2 separate regions of the Homo sapiens genome follow, and region 1 is linked to region 2. A link is an interaction called in ENCODE POLR2A ChIA-PET data of the cell type or tissue named here. Cell type or tissue: GM12878. All regions are shown on one strand.

Region 1 (5,000 bases), 160 kb after region 2:
GGCCTATTTCTGAAGTAATTCCCCACCCCCTTCACTCCCACTCAGTATTGCTGACAGAAGTCTTAACTTGCCAAGTCTTTTGTCTACATTGATGCTATAAGCAAACTATTATTTTTAGAGACCAGGTCTTGCTGTGTTGCTCAGGCTGGACTCAAACAACTGGGCTTGTAGCTACCCTTCCACCTCAGCCTCCCAAGTTGCTGGGAGTACGGGGGTGTGCCACTGTGCCTGGCTTGCAAGCAAACTCTTTTGCTTGGTGCACTAATACTTGTTATCCTGAATTTTTACCAACGTTTGCTTGCTTTTGAGACCAGGTCTCTCTGTTTCGCCCTAGCTGGAGTGCAGTGGCATGATCATAGCTCACTGCAACCTCTAACTCCTGGGCTCAGGCAATCCCATGGTCACCTCCCAAATAGGACTACAAATACAGGCCATCATGCTTGGCTTTTTTTTTTTTTTTGAATGGGGGTGGTACATAGGGAACCTCCCTGTATTGCTCAGTCTGATCTCGAACTTTTGTGCTCAAGTGATCCTCCTGCCTTGGTATCCCAAAGTGCTGGGATTACACATGTGAGCCACCATGCCTGGCTGGCTCGTAATTTTTATTTTAGCCTCTTTTTTTCTTTCCCTGGGGTCAAGCCATTTTAAAATTCAGTTACGTATAACTGTGTTAATGGGCCAGCCTGTGCCCAGGTGGCATGTGTTAGGTACTTGGCCTAAGATCATTGTCCAGCCAGGGATTTGTGTGTGTGGTGGCAGATGTGTGCGGTGTCAGGTTGCATTTATACTCTAGAATTAGTAGCTGTACTCTTATTTTTCATATCAAATGTTATTTGACACATAATGGATTTTTGAACTGGATTCAAGGCTAGCCTTGGAATCTTGAATATTATCCCTTAAGAGAGAGCCTTTTGTTTGAGTTACATTTTGGTCAAATAGGGCACATATTAAAGCACTGATCAACTCTTTGAAAGTACTGCAAGTGATGTCAGAAATTGCTATTGCCTTAAAAATATTTTTAAAAAATTTATGTTTACATAAAAATACATGTTAAAGAAAAAACTGATACTTGTTAAAGGTGGGCAAAAAAGACTATTCAGGACCATCGCGATAAGTATAGGGATCACTGCAGCGGGGTCTTGCAGCAAAGGAAAGAGGTTGGGCTCAACTCCAAATACATCATGGGCAAGGAGCAGGATAGGGGTCAGTTGAAGGTAAACTACTAAGAGGAAACATTTGGAGTAAGGGGGATTCTGGCTAAACCCATCTAACAGGATTCTTGCTGAAGACAAGCCAGGGTGATCAGACATCACCTGGGGGATGGTGGAAAATGAAGAACCTGATCAGATATTGAAGATGGGAGGGGGTCTTTTGCTAAAACTGGATTTTGTGAGAAAGTGCACAGATGGGCCTAGAAGAAAGTTTAGAATCCTTACTCAAGTTTGGCCAAGCAAAGGATCTTTGTCATATGGAAAAATGATTGGTTTCAAAGTAAAAGCAAGCATCAGCCCACTCAAGGAAGTAGTGGTTTGCTATGCAAAGGGATAGGAGTTTTATTTTCCTTCAGTTTCTGTAAAAAATATTAGAATAGGTAAAATATGCAAGAGAGTTGTTAATAGGAACTCCGAATATCTGAAAATCCTTGGAAATTAAATTTTCCTGGTAATGCTCAATGTATTTTTCAAAATGTATTAATTTTTTTGGACTTTAACTTTTTATGAGGTTTCATCTGCATTTTGTTGTTCATTCTAGTGGCATTTACCACTGGTAGGCTTTTCATTTGCCTGCTTAGCAGTAAATGTGATATGCTGGAGTTTTGTGGGTGTTTGGCATTATGTCATAGGAGCAATAGGAAATGACTACGGATTAACTTAAACATCATTAAGTTTAACAAAATGGAATGCTTTATTTTGTCTCTATCCTGAAGTGTTATTTAATAATTCACAACAGCTTAAGCAGAAGTTCTTTCCTCCAGGCCCTTCTCTTCCCTCCCTACTCCAACAAAAGTGGGCTGGGGAACTGTGTAAATTTGCATAATATTACTAATTCACTATTTTGTAATACTGTCAAACTATTAGGTGTTGCATTTATTGCGAGCACAAAAGAAAACCAAAGTGTAGTGGCTGTCATTCCCAACTTGTCAATATTCCTTTTTAATATGTTCTGGATACTTTGTTGTCCCATCAAACTTATCATAGACCTTTCTCTACCTTCTGGAAGTTAGCTTCATTTGGTCAATATTATAGATAACTTTGAAGCAGGTAGGTGCTGTATTTAAATCCCATTGTGAATTCTAAGATGGAAGCCGTGAGCAGTTTTTGAAAACCATACATGTGTTTCCAAAGGCCATTCTATTACTCAGTATCCATTAACAGACAATAAAGGACTTTTCTGTCGTTCGCCACTAACCCTAACCACCCAGTCCTCATAAGGCAAAATTAAGAAGTTACATGAATTGATTTTAGAGAATATTCCCTAAAAATAAAAGGGAGTGGACTGCCTCCCCGAAAAAGTCATCCCCCAATATTTTGAAAGTTAATTTGAGAAATACTGCATTTTCTGACCGATAGGGTTATTTTTTCTCCCTTTTTTCCTTTTTTAAAAAAGGCATGCTGTGGGAGTTGGATGCATTTTTTCTGTCAGTGCTTAGAGACATGGAGGGGGAAGTCTTTTCTTGTGCCTCTGCCTATATTCACACCCTCCTGGTCTTGGCATTTTTTCCAATTTAATAGCCATTGAAACAGCCTTTTATATGCTTTTAGATTAGTATGGTTTATGTGATCTGTCTGCCATAATGCATCACAGCTCTGTGTAGTAGTTTTATGTGGCACTTATTAAAAACTGACCTAGTTTGAAAGATAAAAGCTCTTGGAATAGATGCTGTCAGAATTATTTAATTTTATTTGCGTCATAATTTATCGTAGGTTTTCGATATATCATCCTTCATAGTGGGGAAAGTATAGATCCAGGAGACTGTATTTCCTATCTAATTCTAATCTTAATTTTACCACTGTCTAGCTGTGGGGCTTCAGAAGTCACTTTATTTGTGCTTCCTCATTTGTAAAAACAAGGATTTCATTATATATATCTGCAGCACTTTGCTGAAGTTGCTAATCATTTGTACAATGGTCCAGTGAAGAAGGCTGTCATAAGATGGTCTCTGGAAGCTTTTACAGTTTTTAAGACACAAATGATGAATTTTCTTACTGTATACTTTTTTCCTCTCTAAAGGTATTATATAATGAGAAGGGGCCTTTGTATACTATTCTATTTTTATTCCTCCGATTTTTTTTTTTTTTTTTTTGGTCTCCCAAGACGGAGTCTTGCTCTGTCGCCCAGAACTAGAGTGCAGTGACGTGGCCTCAGCTCACTGCAACCTCTGCCTCCCGCATTCAGCAATTCTCCTGCCTTAGCCTCCTGAGTAGCTGGGATTACAGGCGCATGCCACCACACCCGGCTAATTTTTATATTTTTAGTAGAGATGGTGTTTCATCATGTTGGCCAGGCTGGTCTCGAACTCCTGACCTCGTGATCTGCCTGCCTCGGCCTCCCAAAGTGCTGGGATTACTAGCGTGAGCCATGCCCCCAGCCATTATTCCTCCGATTTTTATAAATAAAGAGTGGCTCTTATGCTAATAAGTGACTCCTTTTTGGAATTAGCATTCCTGTGCCTTTACTGAAGCAGAAAGAAACATGAACTGTCGTATCTTCTAACTTGTTTTGATAAGCAAGGCTGAAGACTAGCAAGTTAGAAAACTGGCATCTGCCTTTGATATTGTGGCTTCCTATTAGCACTAAGAGAAATATCGTCCTTTCTCCTTTTCTGACCACGTATTGTCATTCGATTCTTCATCAGGTTTACCCCTCTGTGGACAAGAGTTAGTATGACTCTTTAGGTGTTAGGATTTATCCAAGTACATTTTTTAAAAAGGAAAGTTTAGTTGTCTTTTATGGCTTCATTTTGGGGAGTGTATACTGTCTTTAGGTGAGAGTTTTCTTTTCTTTACTTTTTTAAGCTGAACTTAGAGTCTAAAAGGAATACTGGAATTATTGAATGCAGGATTTGGGCCTTTACTGGAATAAAGTTGCTCAAATTATACCTGGTTCACTATTCTATCTCCCCATAGACCTGGAAAGGATTTAAGCTGACAGGTATGTTGAGACTGTCCTTCATAGCCAAGCTTAGTGAGAGAGTCGCTGTAGTTGGTGCTCACCCTCTCACCTTCTAGTCACCCCTCCATCATGAACTTTTGACTTCTTGTCCACTGTACTTCCTCACAGCAGGGTCACCAGGGGTCTTTATCACCAAGTGGGCACAATTCTTTATTTGACCTTGCTGCTGACTGTGCCTTCCTTTTACAGACTTTTTTTTTTTCCTGATTATGAAAGTAATACATGGTCATTGTGAAAAATTTTGGAAAAAGAGTTGTTATCTCTATCCAGAAAACTTTCTCCTCATTGAAATGTTTCTGTGACAACTGTCTTCTTCCTTTCCTCCTGTTTCTCTTGACCAGACCTGAGTCATTTCGCCTCCTGGATATCTCTGTCTTGTAGGCACTCAAGCCCAATGTTAATTTTTGTGTATGTGTATTTTTTTTTTTTTTTTTACTTTAAGTTCTGGGATACATGTGCAGAATTTGCAGGTTTGTTACACAGGTATACACGTGCCATGGTGGTTTGCTGCATCTATCAACCTGTCATCTAGGTTTTAAGCCCTGCATGCATTAGGTATTTGTCCTAATGCTCTCCCTCCCCTTGTCCTCCACCCCCACCACCCACCAACATCCCCAGTGTGTGATGTTCCCCTCCCTGTATCCATGTGTTCTCATTGTTCAACTCCCACAGTGAGAACATGCGGTGTTTGGTTTTCTGTTCCTGTGTTAGTTTGCTCTCCCCATGGGCTCTCACAGCACCCTGTGCTATCCTTCTGACACGTATAACATTTGTTGTAATTGTCTGTTTGCTTTTCTGTCTCAAGGGCAGCAACGATGTTTTACTCA
Region 2 (5,000 bases):
CCTTAAGGGTTAATCTTAAGGGGGGACCTATAAGGTCCAGCTGCTTTATCTGTGAAGATTCACTGTGTGTTTCCTTTCTTGATCTGTGTTTGATTTTTTACTAAGAATCTAGCCAGGTTACTTAATCTTTGGTACTTTTTTTAAATTAAGAAATTATACTGGCCAGGCGTGGTGGCTCACGCCTGTAATCCCAGCACTTTGGGAGGCCGAAGTAGGTGGATCACCTGAGGTCGGGAGTTCAAGACCAGCCTGGCCAACATGGTGAAACCTCGTCTCTACTAAAAATACAAAAATCAGATGGGCGTGGTGGTGCACGTCTGTAATCCCAACTACTCGGGAGGCTGAGGCAGGAGAATCACTTGAACCCGGGGAGCGGAAGGTGCAGTGAGCCAAGATCGCGCCATTGCACTCGAGCCTGGGCGACAGAGTGAGACTCTGTCTCAAAAAATAAAATAAAAGAAAATAAACTATATCATAGATTATAGGCCAAGGGGTTGGGTCCTCAAATGGGGCATCTTTTTTGAAGACCTTATTAGAAACCATGCTAGATGCAGGCAGAAATTTTAGTTTATTTAATTCTTACAACTACTCTATGCAGGTATTCCATGTTAGGAATAAGAAAAGAAGCTCATAAACTACATAACTTGCCCAGGGTTATGCAACTAATTGGAAGCAGAGAGAGTATTCAAACCCAGGCCTAAATGAATCCAAAGTCAATGCATTTCACCCCACTTCACCCTATGTCTTGGCTAATTCCCACATACAGGTTTCTCTCAGCTGTGTTTTTATTATTTTTCTCCATCTTCTAACAAAATTATGCTTTCTCTACCTATAAAGCTCTGAAAATAAGATACCTGAAAAATAACAAGAGTAAATCCTCTTGATGCTTTCTTATGGTTCAGGAAGTTTTAACACACATGTAGGTTAACCTTTTGAAGCAGTTCTTTATGTTTAATTTCAACTTTATGAAAGTAGCAATGAGATTTTCAAAGCATCTAGAATTAAAAAGATGTTTATTCTCTACCTTGTCGGGTTTTGTTTCTACATTTTTGGCAGGTCTTCCTTTACTTGGCACCTTTCCTTCTGGTTCGTTTTCTAAAACAACAATAAAATATTTATTTTACTAGATAGAAATGCTACATGAAAATACTAGGTAACTTGGGAAAGGAAAAGAAGCAACAGTAGGAATATATGTCTTGAAGGATTTTTTTATTAAAAGCCATATTATAAAAAGGGTTATGGAATTTCCTGCCAAATACAAACCATCTCTTTTCAAAACCAGAGTGTTTTACCCTTTTCATCTGAATACCAAATACAGATTGAGTATCCCTTATCCAAAATGCTTGGGACCAGAGATATTTTAGATTCCAGATTTTGGAATATTTACATTATACTTACAGGTTCAGCATACTTGATACAAATATCTAAAATCTGAAATGCTCCAAGAGCATTTCCTTTGAGGATGACCTTTGAACTTCATGTCAATGCTCAGAATTTTGGATGTTTTGATTAGGGTTGCTCAGCCTGTACATATTTATTACAGACAATTAGAAAAATAACAGAAAACTACAAAGAACAATAATGACAAATCACCCAGGATTCCATTACTCAGCTGTCACTTCAGGGTATGGTTTTCCAGTCCTATGTCCACATATTCCCATAATGCTTTTTAGAACTGCGATCCTACTGTTCAGAGTTTGACCTGCTTTTCTTTGCCCACTTAATATATCATGAACCATGTCATTAAGTGTTCTTTAATAATATTATTCTTAATGGCTACGTTGTATTGCACCAAATAAATGAACTGTGATTTACTCGGACCATTAATTTTTCACTTTGAAACACTGCTTATACTAATTAAGGTCTTCAATGATTGGGCACCCATTGTGTGCTAACCAGATGTCAGGGCACAGAATCTATTTTCAGGTATTAGAATTTCCTGTTTCCTTCTCTCCTACTCAAAGAAGTACTTGTTGATTTTTGAAACGGAACACAAAAACCTCAAGGACCAAACATTCTAGTTCAGTCACTGATCAAGGAATAGTTCTCACCATTAGCAGCTCTTGTGACTGGCTTTCTTGCTGTGGTAGATGAGACTGTTCTGGGAACCTGCTTTGCTGCTTGAGTAGCTGATCGAGTCATTCTCAACGACGTGGGCATTACAGGCTGCACAACTGTGGGAAAAAAAAATAACTACATCAAATGTCCCTTGTAGTTATGAAATTATTGCTGTGAAGCCAGGCATGGTAGTGCAATGCCTGTAGTCCCAGCTACTTGGGAGGCAGGAGGATTACTTCAGCCCAGGAGTTCGAAACCAGCCTAGGCAACATAGTGAGACCCCGTCTCTACAAAAAATATAAAAATCAGCTGGGCATGGTGGCAAGTCTGTAGTTGCAGCTACTCAGGAGGCTGAGGTGGGAGGATCACTTGAGCCCAGGAGGTGGAGGCTCCAGTGAGCTATGATTGTGCCACTGCACTCCAACCTGGGCAACAGAGCAAGACTCTGTCACAAACAAACGAACAAATTCCAGTTGACCTTCAAGACACTTAAAAAAAATTATGGCTGTGGTAGCCTCAGAGGATTTATAGTAATTGCTAATATTCCTACCTTTTTTCTCTTTGTCTGACACTTTCTTTTCAGAAGTTTGTCTTGGACCAGGTCGGATTGCTCGAACATCACTCTCGTTATCAATCTATTTAAGAGATTAGGTGCTATGTGATTTAATTGCATAATGAATCAGACCATCATATTTTTAATCTGTAAATTGATTCCTCATATGAAATCTGATCATCGTAAATGACCCAACAACAACAACAAAAAACTACCCCAAATAAAATGAGATAAAGAAAAGCTTTCCATTAAGCTTCCAAAAAAGCTTACATCCTTTTTCACAATCACAGAATTTGGAAAATGCTAATAACCCAAGCTATTAAAAACAGCTCACTATAACTTGCCTTCTGAAGGTCCTTAAACACTCCTAGACATACTTTCACTTCAAGACCTTTTAATTTTGCCTAGAAAATACTTCTCCTGGATAAAAAGCGCTTTCCCATGGTTCTCTTCTCCACTTCCATAATGACTTCACTCAAAAGGCTTTCATCTCAGGGAGGCCTTCCTTAACTGCCCAATCAAAATTCTACCCCATACCTATTTCTAGTACACCCCATCTCCCCTTTTTAAAATCTCTTCCATAATACTTATCATCTTCTGGCATATTATGTATTTTTTTAAATGCCTTACATGTAAGTTCCACAAAGAGAATTTAGTTTATTATATCCAAAAGCCTACAACACCAGGAACATCATAGCAATGCAAAATATATATGCATACGTGGAACTTAGCTTCCTCACCTGATAAAGAGGCATATTATTTCCCTTCTTGCCCACTTCACTTTGTTTTAGTAACCCTCCTGATATCTCTATTACAGTATTTTGAAGACCCGTAAGTTTATAACACCTACCCTGTGTGCTTTCCTCCCCATATGCATTTCATGCAGGTAACTTGGAATGCATAATAGGAGCCCACTAAACAAAACAAGAGTGTGACACAAAGACAGTTTGCCATGGATCTCATACGGAATGTTGGAGCAAATATTTTAAGTGAAATTGCTCTACATCACCATACTAAAAACAGTGACTTTGGTACCTGTTAACTCTAGTAAATTAATCATTATGTTTGAATCTGATACTAGATTTAAAATGAATTTACTTACTAAAAAAGTGCAATTTATCATTTTAGTAACAATTATCTACTATCAACTATACCTTAGTCTGCTCCATTTGGTCTTTGGCCTTTGACCTTGTAATCCGTACAGAAGATGGAATAGCCTTAGAACAGTCAAAAGAAGATGAACTTAAAATATGAACTGGTAAAGGTTTACTTCCATATCTTATTACAAAATAAAGTTCCCATTTTAAAGTTAAATTTTATCCTTAATCTCTTATAGCAAAAAGATACTTAAATTCCTTTTTCTGGTTCTAGCTTGATTTAAATTAAGTTAGTAACTTCAAAAATTACTCACATTTCTCAGTGAGAAAGAAATTTCAAACCGTATTTTCCAGGTATTGGAATCATCATTAATATGAGCTTCTATCCTCTCTTAGTTCTCCTGCCTCTCTGACCAGTCCTCAGCCTGGTACCTGGCTTCTGCCTACCTAAAAGTGCTCTCTAGAGCCCACTTTTTCATAATTTTATATATCCTTATTGGAATGGTCTCATTTAGTCCTACAGCTTAAACACTCATCCATATTCCCAATATTATATCCTAAATCGACATCTTAGCACCAATTTCCATCCTTCTTTCCAAATTTTTACTAATATCTAGGTGGCCCACACAAGTTTAAGATTTTTAAAAAGGTTATTAACATGCACCCACTTAAGCTTGTTCCTTATCTTCCTTATCTCTTTTAGCAGCAGAGCTTCTCTCTGCTTTTTCAATTTCCTTTACCCCTCACCATCTACTTGGCCACCAGTCCTGTCAAATGCCTTTATTTAGATGTCTTACACCTATTTTTTCCTTTTAAAACCCACTGCCCCTTTCCATCTATTCTATTACAATAGTCTCACAATTGGTCTCCCTATCTATAAATGCTTCCCTTTCCAGACTAAAATCTTTAGGGCTATGGTATTTTCCTGAATTATTAATTTGACAACGGCACTACCCTTATTTATAAACTTCTCCTGATTCTGCAAAACCTACAGGATAAACACCAAATCCTTTGCATAACATTGTTCAGCCTGATTCTACCAATTTTCCTAGTTTTATCCTATCTCAACTTACCTACAGCTATCTTAAGAGACCTGATTTTCATTCTTCTGAGCTACTATTATGTCATTCCCACCTTCTACCAACCAGTTAATAATGAGACTAAGGGAAAGGGGTTAGTCACTTAATGTCTTGAAGAAAATACCAAATAAAAGAAACTATTCCTTTATATTAAGACACTAAATTTACCTTTTTTGGCTCAGCTTTCACAGCATTCTGGTTTGATAAAAGAAA

Evidence for each region. ChIA-PET counts read pairs that join two places held together with the same protein. Peaks named below come from ENCODE experiments on the same cell type or tissue, not always from the same donor. Only the 100,000 strongest peaks of a DNase experiment are listed, where the experiment ranks them.
Region 1: POLR2A ChIA-PET joins it to region 2 with 7 read pairs; 3 of 35 experiments call an interaction of 5 or more read pairs at or near these places.

What each region holds. Positions count from the first base shown.
Region 1 is chr14:55,339,957-55,344,956 of GRCh38, forward strand. The region is part of intron 1 of FBXO34 (F-box protein 34); the gene reads left to right. Among named protein-coding and RNA genes, the nearest start is that of ATG14, 69 kb to the right of the region's middle. In GM12878, no CTCF peak of the experiment used is centred here; a DNase peak (open chromatin) is centred at 7; H3K27ac peaks cover 224 bases.
Region 2 is chr14:55,178,605-55,183,604 of GRCh38, forward strand. DLGAP5 (DLG associated protein 5) reads right to left here. Exons shown (of 19, transcript NM_014750.5): 3 at 4,956-5,000; 4 at 3,766-3,828; 5 at 2,609-2,693; 6 at 2,052-2,174; 7 at 1,025-1,095. Among named protein-coding and RNA genes, the nearest start is that of DLGAP5, 10 kb to the right of the region's middle. In GM12878, no CTCF peak of the experiment used is centred here; a DNase peak (open chromatin) is centred at 2,057; H3K4me3 peaks cover 372 bases; H3K27ac peaks cover 2,843 bases.